3 separate regions of the Homo sapiens genome follow, and regions 2 and 3 are each linked to region 1. A link is a contact called in ENCODE Hi-C or POLR2A ChIA-PET data. All regions are on one chromosome and are shown on one strand. Each heading gives the region's core, a stretch centred on a gene start or an enhancer-like site at or near the end of the contact. The rest is flanking DNA. Distances are from core to core; before and after follow the strand shown. Region 1 holds the start of PPIL1 (peptidylprolyl isomerase like 1). Region 2 holds the start of CMTR1 (cap methyltransferase 1). Region 3 overlaps LINC02520 (long intergenic non-protein coding RNA 2520).

What was found. A loop is a pair of places that touch in the nucleus more often than their neighbours do. ChIA-PET counts read pairs that join two places held with the same protein, here RNA polymerase II (POLR2A). Pooled maps may share reads with other maps.
Region 2: a map of CD8-positive, alpha-beta T cell shows a loop between it and region 1 (2.8-fold over the local background). The contact joins the promoter of CMTR1 here to the promoter of PPIL1 in region 1. A Hi-C loop is called at or near these places in 4 of 168 maps with a recorded cell type or tissue (CD8-positive, alpha-beta T cell, dorsolateral prefrontal cortex and naive thymus-derived CD4-positive, alpha-beta T cell), 2 of 37 single-sample maps with no recorded cell type and 11 of 50 pooled maps. POLR2A ChIA-PET finds 5 or more read pairs at or near these places in 2 of 52 experiments (CD4-positive, alpha-beta T cell and activated naive CD4-positive, alpha-beta T cell).
Region 3: a pooled map shows a loop between it and region 1 (5-fold over the local background). The contact joins the enhancer-like site here to the promoter of PPIL1 in region 1. A Hi-C loop is called at or near these places in 4 of 50 pooled maps. POLR2A ChIA-PET finds 5 or more read pairs at or near these places in 2 of 52 experiments (CD4-positive, alpha-beta T cell and WTC11).

What each region holds. Positions count from the first base shown.
Region 1 is chr6:36,873,272-36,876,491 of GRCh38, reverse strand. It overlaps PPIL1 (peptidylprolyl isomerase like 1), which reads left to right and starts at 1,689. Exons shown (of 4, transcript NM_016059.5): 1 at 1,689-1,775. The coding sequence starts at 1,720. It also overlaps a transcript of C6orf89 not described here. RefSeq lists an enhancer at 1,469-1,698.
Region 2 is chr6:37,431,694-37,435,244 of GRCh38, reverse strand. CMTR1 (cap methyltransferase 1) reads right to left here and starts at 2,024. Exons shown (of 24, transcript NM_015050.3): 1 at 1,868-2,024. It overlaps LOC107986531 (a long non-coding RNA gene), which reads left to right and starts at 2,022. Exons shown (of 2, transcript NR_171666.1): 1 at 2,022-2,194; 2 at 2,310-3,017. RefSeq lists a silencer at 1,679-1,868 and enhancers at 1,869-2,148, 1,841-2,342.
Region 3 is chr6:37,515,311-37,518,887 of GRCh38, reverse strand. The region is part of intron 1 of LINC02520 (long intergenic non-protein coding RNA 2520); the gene reads right to left. Among named protein-coding and RNA genes, the nearest start is that of LINC02520, 9.8 kb to the right of the region's middle. RefSeq lists enhancers at 1,604-1,983, 2,074-2,123, 1,996-2,780, 2,781-3,565. Within about 2 kb of position 2,192, at least 20 of the 41 ENCODE cell types and tissues checked have a DNase peak (open chromatin) inside an H3K27ac peak, as active enhancers do; they include CD4-positive, alpha-beta T cell, where a contact is called at or near this core.

The DNA of each region.
Region 1 (3,220 bases), core at 440-2,939:
CGGCCTCCGAAAGTGCCAGATTACAGGTGTCAGCCACTGCACCCAACCTACTGTGTGCTTCTTATTACAGTCCTCATTCCACGCTCCTACAGCTACGTATTTAGTTGCCCATCTCTCCTAGAATGTGAGTTTCTTTAGGGCAGGGCACTGTGTGTGTGAGACTCATCTCTGTCTCCTCAGTGCCAAGTGACTGGTAGGAGCTGCAGTAAAAGATTTAGGAAGAAAGTGATCATGATCTTGGGGGTGGCTTTTCAATATTCAGACATTGGAGCCTGGGAATGGCACATGACTCCCGAGATACACAGTAAAGAACTACATAAAGTCCAGAGAAAGGCAACTTAACAACAGACTAAACAGACCAAGGATTAAGACTTTTTCATCCAGCTCAAGGGCCACAAGGTGGGCATGAACTTGAAACTGCAGGAGGTGTAAAAATTATACTTTAGCATTTATCAGTTTAAAATGTAGTGTTCCGTTCATTATTCATTCAGCAAAGCTGAGCACCCTGTGCTCTGTACTGTGCAAGAAGAGCACAAAGATGAAGGAGGCCCAGCTCCTCTCTCAAGGAGCTGTCTAGTTTATCTTTACAACCTTGTACATCCTTATTCCTTGTTGACAATTAGGGACATTACAGTTGAACTGTCGTTAAGAGCACAAGTGCACCAGCTGTAGTACTTTAAGCAAGTTATTTAATCTGTAAGGCTCAGCTTCCTCAAAGTAAAATGGGAATAGTAATATCTACCTTGTGGGATTTTGAAGATTAAGCGTGAAAATACGCAATAAAATGCTTAGCTTGATGCCTGGCACATGGTAAACATTCAACCATCATTATTAAGTGGTGTGCAAAGCATTTACAGCGTTAAGTTTAGGTACTCTATTTCATTTTTGTCCTCCCTCCAAACATTATAGCTCCTCTAATTTGCTTCTGTTCCTCGCGCCCTGCGCAAACCCTCCTAACAACTTTCAGGTACCATCTATCCCAGCCAATGTTAAGCCTTGTTCTTGCTCTGATCCGTTTGTCCTGTTTTCTCCTGTCTCTTCCTTTCTTTATCTCCTATTTTCTTCCTGCCCCTTCCCTCTCTTTTCTCCTCAGACTCCTCGTCTTTGGATTCTGCAGGCTCAGATTTGCTTTATGACTATGGAAAAACAAGTATTAACTGCCGAGTCTATTTTCAGATCTGAAAAATGGTAATAATACTATCTACTTATAGAATTGTTTTGTGGAGTAGATGAGATAAGAAAGTGCAAGCACTGTGTACATCGTACAGCGCCTTACAAAAATTCTTTACTGGCATCTCTAAACTACCCTCTTTCATTCTCTGCCTCCCCTTCCCGTCCCTGCCCAATTGTGAGACTAAGAAATTCTTCGAATTTAATATTAGGACATAACTCCAACCAGAGCGCAGCTTTTCTGGTTGTTCCCGCCTTCCATGCCTAAACGAACCAATCAGATCGCCCAGAGTGGCGCGGTATCGCCACTTGGAGACCACCGCGAATGAAGTTTGCATTTTCCTCTGTTCTTGAGCCCAGCTTCTTCTCGTCTCCCACCCCAGCTTCCCGGCATTGGAAGAAGGGACCGTCCTCTTCCTTGTCTTGGCCACCCAAATCCTGGTATCGAAAGGGTTGAACGGACCGGAAGTGTGCAGCAGCGACGGGTCCCCAGCTAATCGACGCCGGAAGTAGCAATTACTAGACAAGCATTCCGCCGCCGGCTTCGCTATGGCGGCAATTCCCCCAGATTCCTGGCAGCCACCCAACGTTTACTTGGAGACCAGGTGAGGGGGTTCGGGCGTCTGGGGCTGGCAGAGGAGACGCGGAGCCCGGGCCTCACCACGGGTCTGCGTTCCTGGCGCGTTCCTCCGGGAGGCCGGCCTCCACGTGGAGGGGCGTGGAGCAGCGGCCGAGACGGCCCCCAGAGGGTTGAGAGGGGACCGCCATCGCCCGCGTCCAAGCTCCGCGGGGTCTTGTGCTGAGGTCTCAGCAATAGCTGCCTGATTGTCCTCCTTCCCCCAGTCCGCTCATTCATTCATTCATTCATTCAACAAACGTGTAATGAGTCCGCAAGCCAGGCATATGGAATATGAGTTCTGAGGATACAGAGGTAGATAAAACACAGACAGCCCTGCCTTTAGGAGCTTACGGTATAATGAAAGAGACAGACATGTAAACATTACGTGATAAGTAATACAGTTGTAGAAACAAATTCCAGTAAAATACAGGAAGAAGCACATTTTCCCCACTATCAAAGAGTGATGTGGTAACCAACCTGCTGGCGCCATGCCCCGCTGTATGTCATCTCATTTAGTTTAATCTTAGCAACTCAAATCATGAAGGTATTATTTAACTTTCTCCCTTTCAATATTAGCAGGAGGAAACGCCGGAATTTACAGCTTAAAGCCTTGACCAAAGCCACACAGCTAGTAACTGGAAGAACCTCGTTTGGAGCCTGGTGTGCTCGTCTCACCTTGCTAGATCCTTTAGCTCTATTCATTCCATTGCCTCTTTGGAAAAAGCTCAAAGTGATCTTTACAAAGTAGGACAAGGAAGGGATCCTGCTCAAAAAACCTTTAATAACGTCTTGCTGCTATAACAGTATAAAGTAAAAACGTATTAATCCTGACATTCAAGGTGATTTTTTTCATCTGGCCCTTGTCTACCTGCCATTCTCCCCTCAACAGCCAGGGACCAGCCAAGGTCCTCTGCCTTTCTGTTCTTGCCCATTGCTGCTTTCAGCTAAAGCAGAGTTCTGTCAGTCCTCTCTCTATTTGCTCATGCTGTTCATTTCATGCTCCCTGGCCATCTTCCCCACCTTATATGGCAAAATTCTACATCTTCAGGCTCCAACCTGTAATTTCTGAATTCTCCTGTTGGTATTTTTTAAAGTTACAAAATAAATTGTTAAATCCAAGCAATGTAGACATACAGAGTAAGAAGTGAAAGTCACCTCCTTCCTGAAAACACCATCAACAGTTTGTTGGATGATTGTCCAGACTTTTTTCTATGTACATATAAACCTCTCTCATGTTTTTTTAACAAAAAAATGGGATCATATGATCATACTGTATGTATGTTTTTTCTGTAACTTGGTTTTCTTTCACTCAGTAATTCAGGTAGCTGCCCATAGTATGGATAGTTGATATTTTAGGCATTTCCTATTTCAAGGACATTTAAGTTGCTTCCTTTTTTTTTGGCTATGACAAATACTGAGATGAACATCCTT
Region 2 (3,551 bases), core at 775-3,274, 560 kb before region 1:
ATAAAACCGAATAAATATTAACCAATATTCCCAAGGTGAAGGGACCATCCCAGAATGACTGTTTCATCAGCATTATTTTACCAAAACAATTAAGAAATTACATAATATCATAAAAATACTGGTTTTGGTTTACTTCATAATGTTTGAAAACATGAAAGAATTGGGAAAGTTTTTAAGCAGAGTAGGGAATGGAAGCAGTGAAATGACTTAAGACCGAGGAAACACAAGAGCGGGAAAGTTATTGGGACTGGAGGTAGCTATACCACAGAACTCAGTTACGAAAACAACAATTTTAAGGACAGAAATCCACCTCCACAAAAAAGAGTGGAAACCAGCTGGGCGCGGTGGCTCACGCCTGTAATCCCAGCACTTTGGGAGAAAGAGGTGGGCGGATCACCTGAGGTCAGGAGTTCAAGACCAGCCTGGCCAACATGGTGAAACCCCATCTCTAGTAAAAAAAACACAAAAATTAGCCGGGTGGTGGCACATGCCTGTAGTCCCAGCTACTCAGGAGAACCGCTTGAATTGCTGAGGCGGAGGTTGCAGTGAGCCGAGATCACACCACTGCACTCCACCCTGGGCGACAGAGCAAGACTCCGTCTCAAAAAAACAAAAAAGAAAGAAACAGGCACCATGCCACCATCAATCATCCATCCCCATGGTTAGGTACATGAGAGATAAGCACGAGAAAAAAATAAGATGGAATGAAGTGATTATGAAACCCTGAAATCTTAACGAATTATCAAGTTAAAGAGCAAGCAAGAGAAGTAGTGAATACAGTGTGGCTTACACACAACTGATTGGCTGTAGAGAACTCAGAAAAGAGGACTCAATACAGGGTGGGCGACAAGCTGGGAAACAATCCTTAGGGAAGGCGAGGTACAGCAAGAAAGTATTGAAACCCAAAAGTGTCACTGATGCTCCCAACCTCGTAAAACCCTGGATCACATGTTTCAGTTCTCTCCAACTCAAGGAAGAGCCAATCAACCCAATGCACAACCGCCACCTTCCTGAGAAAGCAGCCTCTTACTAGATACAGGCAGGGGCTGTCCCAGGGAAGAACCGGAGACACTGAGCAAACAGAAAGCAAGACCAAGCTAAGCCACATTTCACTTTAAGCCGTAGTCTTAAATACCCCCAAAAGGCCCCCAGGGTGAGATAAAGGAAGGCTCATCACAGAGCTTGCTTCTAGCCATTGCAAGCGCTAAAAGCTTTTAATTCTTAAGTGACTCGGGGGGAGACTGGAAGTACAGCAAACTCAAAGCGGACTGTTGAACAGCTGTGTGAAAGGCAGGAGAGGCGGATGCTCCTCCCCAAACCACATCACCTTAGATTTGGGCCTTCCAAATCATCTCATCCAACCCTATCATCTTCCACGGGAAAAGACTGCGGCCACAGAGGTGAAGGCCACACAGCTAACCAGTGCCCTGCTCAAGTGACCCACACATGCCAGCAGAATGCTCTGGCAGGGAACTTCTAAGCGGAAGGCAAGCGGCCTGGTTCTACCTGCTGCTTCCGCACAGAAGGGGTTCAAATCCCCTCTGCAGTCTTCTCTCCCTGGGCCTCGGTTTGGCACTGCCACCCCTAATCACAGAGAGAAGAGATAAGCTCCCATGTCTCCCGGCCAGTCCCTTCATTTGAAGATAACATGAGCGTGTGAATGTGTGCGCAGAGACGTGTGTCAGCGGCAGCTCGGGCTCCAGGGAGCCGGCGTTGGGGGTGGGAGGAGGAGGGAAGACATAAGGGGCCAGAAGGCGAGGAGACCCATAACCGCGGGCGGGGGGCCCAGGCGGCGGTGGAGGGGAGAAGGATGCTGAGCCCGCGCGCCCGCCCGCTTGCTCCCCCCGGGCCGCGCGTCGGCACTCACGCTGAGGGGAGAGAGCGAGCTGCCGGGGAGCGGAGGGGGGGTCAGGCCGACACTGTCGCCGCCGCTGCCAGAGCCGCCGCCTCCTCCCTCAGTTTCGTTTCCCCACAAGCCAGCCCGGGTCCGCCAGCCGCACCGTCGCGCTCGGGTCCAGTACTGCGGGCAGCGCAGCCTGATGACGTCACGGACAGCGCCGCGCCTCGGTCCTCCCCCGGCCGGGTCCCGGCCCCGGGAAAGGCAGCTGAGGTTTGGCCCGCTCCACCTCTCAACCTGGGAGGTCCAGGGGCGCCTGCGCGGAAAAGCCGCCCGGAAAAGGCTGCAAAAGCAAAAGTAACTATCTCCTCCTTTGGCTCTGAGGAAGAGAAACCAATACAAAAATTGTAAGTGCTAGGTGCCCTCACACGACCTCATCTTACTTAATCTTATCATTATCTTCATTTTACAGACTAAGAACAAGTTCAGAGAGGTAGATGGTAAACTGGTTGAGCGAACGCAGTGTTCTTGTTCCCTGCTGTATCCCCAACATCCAGCCTATGGGACATCTCAACAGATTTTGAACGAAGGACGGGAGGACAGAAGGAATGCCGCCTGTAGCATCTTACCATATGGGCACAGTTGGCTCTCCATCTCAAACCTCTCTTCTGATTTTCAGGCCAATATGGCCAAACGTCTGTTGGACATCCTCACTCAGTCACCTCAAACCCCATGAATTCAAATTTCACCTTATGTTCTTCCATCAGCTCACTTTTTTCCTGGTGAAGGGCGCTGCCATCCATCCTGTTGGTCCAGCTAGAAATCTGAGGAATCTCCCTCTTCTTCATACCCCAAAGTTTCTCATACACTTAATTGCGCTTACCTCCTAATTGTCTTTCAAATCCATCCATTCACCCCCATCCCCATTGCCACAATTCATGCACTTACCCCCTCTCGGCAGAATTTCTCCAGTAACTCCAAACTCCCGTGACTGTCTCCAGTTGTGATCCCTCTAATGCGTTCTTCACAAAACCAAAGTGATTTTTATAATTTTCAACACCTGTGAAAAGAAGGGAATTTAAAATTGATTAATTAAACCTGATCCTGTCACAACCCAACAATGATTAAAATCCATCAATGATGTCCCATTGCTCTTAGAATAAAGCTAATGTCCTTAAAATGGCCTCTGAGACCCTCCAGCATGACCCCTTCTTCAGGTATGCCTTGTACTGCTATCCCTTAGTTCTCCCCATGCTGACTCTTCTCAGTTTATCAAATATGCCGTGTCTCCGCCGGGCGCGGTGGCTCACACCTGTAATCCCAGCACGTGGGGAGGCTGAGGCGGATGGATCACCTGAGGTCAGGAGTTCGAGACCAGCCTGGCCAACATGGTGAAATCCCGTCTCTACTGAAGATACAAAAAAAGTAGCTGGGTGTGGTGGTGCGCACCTATAGTCCCAGCTACTCAGTAGGGTAAGTCAGGAAAATCGCTTGAACCTGGGAAGCAGAGGTTGCAGTGAGCAGAGATTGCACCACTGCACTCCAGCCTGGGCGACAGAGCCAGACTCCATCTCAAAAACAGAACACAACAAAACAAAACATGCCATGTCTCTTAAGAGTTCAGCCCCCTGCCTGGATCATGCTTCTCCTCTTTGCTGGGCTAATGTCCATTTATCCCTCAGGAGTCACTTTAGTGTCCCTATCTCGAAATATT
Region 3 (3,577 bases), core at 943-3,442, 640 kb before region 1:
GGGAGTGATATCTACATCAAGTCCCGAAGAATGGGGAGGCCTTTGGTGGGAGGTGGAGGGAAAGGGAAGACAGTGCTATAACTGAGATAGATACATGCAGAGAGTTGGGGAGTTCGGCGGGGGGGGGGGGGGTAAATTTTATCCCAAGGGACTGAGAAAGATTTTTCCAAAGTGAGTGGAACAAAGCTCTGAATGATGAGAAAGACTTAGACAGGTTGGGAGGAAGAACGTTCCTGGGTAAGGAACAGCAAGTGCAAAGGCAAAGAGGCCACGACTGGACATGGCTAGAGTGTGGTGTGCTCAGGGAGGGGGTAGGAATGATGGCAGATGTTGGGGAGGACTTGGAACTATACTGGGTGCTTCATATTTTAAGTGTGTAACACGCATTAGCTGGCTTACCCTCACGACCCTCCGAGCTAAGTGCAGTACTATCATAGCCTCCTTACACAGATACAGAAACCAGGCACAGGGAGATTAGGCTGCTTGCTCAAGGATGCACGGCAGTGCCCAGCAGGGCTAGGAGTGGAGCCTGGGCAGTGGGACTCCTCAGCCTGCATGCTCCACTCTCACAAGGCAGCGGGGTTTGAGGGCACCCACCGCCCCTTCCCTCTCCTGACCTGAGCACCCATGTCCACACCCAGCATCCTCCAAGGCCTCCTGTTCATCCATGCTGGCTTGTAGACCTATCAGGAGGTTTTAATATTGGACATGGAGGGAAAGGGAAACATAACAGCACCAGGGAGGCCCAGGGAAGTCCAGAGCAGCCAAAGAGAAAGGCGGATCTGAAAAGGGAAGCCTTGGGTTTACTCAGACATGGCCCTCTTTTCATTTCAGGGATGAGAGTTCCGTCAGGAAGCATCACATCACCCATCTTACATGTGTGATAAGGAGGTAGCAACTAATTATATACTAATGTGTTTCTTACATTGTCTCGTCTATAACCCTCACATCAGTCCTATGAGGCTGACAAGCTGACTCTCACTTTATGGATGAGATGAAGCACAGAAAGGGTAAGTAACTTGCCTGAGATTGCCCAGCTCATAAATGAGGGAGCCAGGATTCACGCCAGGTCTGCCTCATGCCAAGTCCACATTCATAGCCACCTCGCTCTTACAAGTCCTCAGGCAAGGCTCTTTCTACATCCGTGACAGAATTCTGTTCTGACACTGCGGCCTCCTCTCGCTTCTCCTCCCCTCCCCTCCATCCTGCTGCCACAATCTGTAGTCAGCATATGCCTCAGAAAGGCGACAAAGCCACAGACGTGTCCTCAGAGGTTTTTAAAAAAAATGTAGCATTATTATGCAAGAGCTGAGAGAATTGTTGCTAGAAACACCCCTCGCCTTACTTAATCCTGGCACGTTGGAAAACCCATCCGAAGACATGAATCTGAGCCTCTGGGGCACCGAAGACCTTGGACTGGTTTTCTCCTCCATCCCCTGCCTCTGGAAGGAGGCCTCTTAAATACGATCTGAGACAGAGAAGGGCCTCTCCTGAGAAGACATCTGTTACCCTTGCTCTATAGGGAGAGGCCCAAACCAGGAGTGCCCAGTTGCACAACTCCAGGGGCGCCATTCCCACACGGTACCGCGTGCCTGTGTCCTGCAGCTGCTGCAGGCAGCCTCCCTCCTCCCCGACTGCCCTCAGTCTCTCCAGTGCCCCATGGCCCAGTCCATCCTCCGGGAGTTTTGCACTGTCTCTAGGTCTGCCCGCTGCAGGCCTTGTGGCATCTTAAGCTCAAACCTGAGTCTGACGGATGGCTGGATGCTGGGCGGCACAGCGCGTCTGGAGTCCTTCCCGGGAGAAGCCCCAAGTACAGCCCAGTAAATCAATAAACAAATTAATAAGCAAATACTGCTGTCTGCTGAGCTGAACTAGGACTCCCGGGTGAACAGATTTAAAAATCAACAACAGACGGCCACAGGGCATGCCTGGACCGGGCACCATACCTTCGTGGAATTTTCAGAGGCTCCATCCCCCAGCCCATCACTCTCAGGACTAGAAACACGGTGGTGCGGGGGTGGGGGGACTCCTGATTTGGGGCTGGCAGGGAGCAGCACGGGACAGGCTGTTGTCTGGGAAAACCCCCCCGCCAGCTTCGACTCTCCCTCACTTGCTCTAGTCTGCTGCTTCCTGCCAAGAGGAGGGCTTGGTGCACTGCTGGCAGGACCTTTGATCTGGGTACCACAGATCATGATGTGACCAAGGAGCCTCAGTCACGTGGGGCACCAGTTAAGGGGGTTGGCCCTTCCTAGCTGACTCCCAGCCACACTGCAGCAGCTTCTGTTCACTTCTCAGCGGGCTGCAGAGGCAGGGAGGGGGAGGCCAGGTGGCACAGGACTGACCCCAGTGGATGCCACCTCATCACCCTGTTGGTGAGAGAGCAGGCAAGCAGGGCACATGGGCCTGGGGAAGACCACAAGGCCAGGTCCTCCAGGCAGGGAGGCTCTGGCAGAAACCTCTGTGCCAACCCCCTCCTTCCTGTCCCCGAATGCAGAGGCCTGCCCCTCCCCGCCCCAGTGCCCAGGAGGCCAGGGTCAGGAAGCAAACAGAAATGCCTGCATGCCTGCAAATAGACTCCAACCGATCTCAGGAGAATTTCCAGCCAGCAGGCCTGTGGCGCCCTTTGCTGAAAGGGCCTTCTGAATGCCCGAGTCTTCTCTTTTGTGCTCACAAATGCCACCCAATCGCAGCGGCCGCGAAGCTGCATAAATAAGGCAGAGAGAGTGTCTGCCTGGGGCGCTGGCCTCTGGGCTGCCTGCCAGGGCTGTCAGGCCGCCCAGACTTCAATACCAACAGACTTAAGGGACAAGAAAACAGCTCAGGTAAAGGCTTGGAAGCTCAGGAGGGAAGTGACCTGTCTTGTGAGGCGACGGAGATCAGTCTGCTCAGGGCCTTCTGATGCTAGGCTGTCGCTAGGCCCATGACCCGCAGGCTCTCCCCCACCGGGTGGGCACGAATGGTGCCCAGCAGCTGGGGAAGCAGGCCTCTCAAGCGTCACCCTGCTGCATCCCATATCTCATGCTGCTGATGAGCCAGGGTCCACACTTTCTTTTCCAGCCCACAGGGAGGGGGCTCATCAGGCTGCTAGAGCTCTCAGCAAACACTGCAGAAAGAAGGGAGGATGCTGCCGGGCATGGTGGCTCACGCCTGTAATCCCAGCACTGTGAGAGGCCAAGGCAGGCAGAACACTTGAGCCCAGGAGTTCGAGACCAGTCTGGTCAACAAGGCAAAACCCCGTCTCTACTAAAAATACAAAAATTAGCCGGGCTTGGTGGTGTGCACTATAGTCCCAGCTACCCGGGAGGCTGAGGCAGGAGAATTGCTTGAACCTGGGAGGCAGAGGTTGCAGTGAGCTGAGATCGTGCCATGGCACTCTAGCCTGGGCAACAGAGTGAGACTCTATCTCAAAAAAAAAAAAAAAAAAAAAAGCAAGGGAAGATGCCAGCCAGCCCCAAACACCCCAGGACGCTTGGAGAATTCTGGCCATGAAACTCACCTGCTGGGAAACTCTGGTGACCCACTAGGCCCACAGAACATTGTCAAGACCTTTGAGAACATTCTAACGTTCCTCCACAGA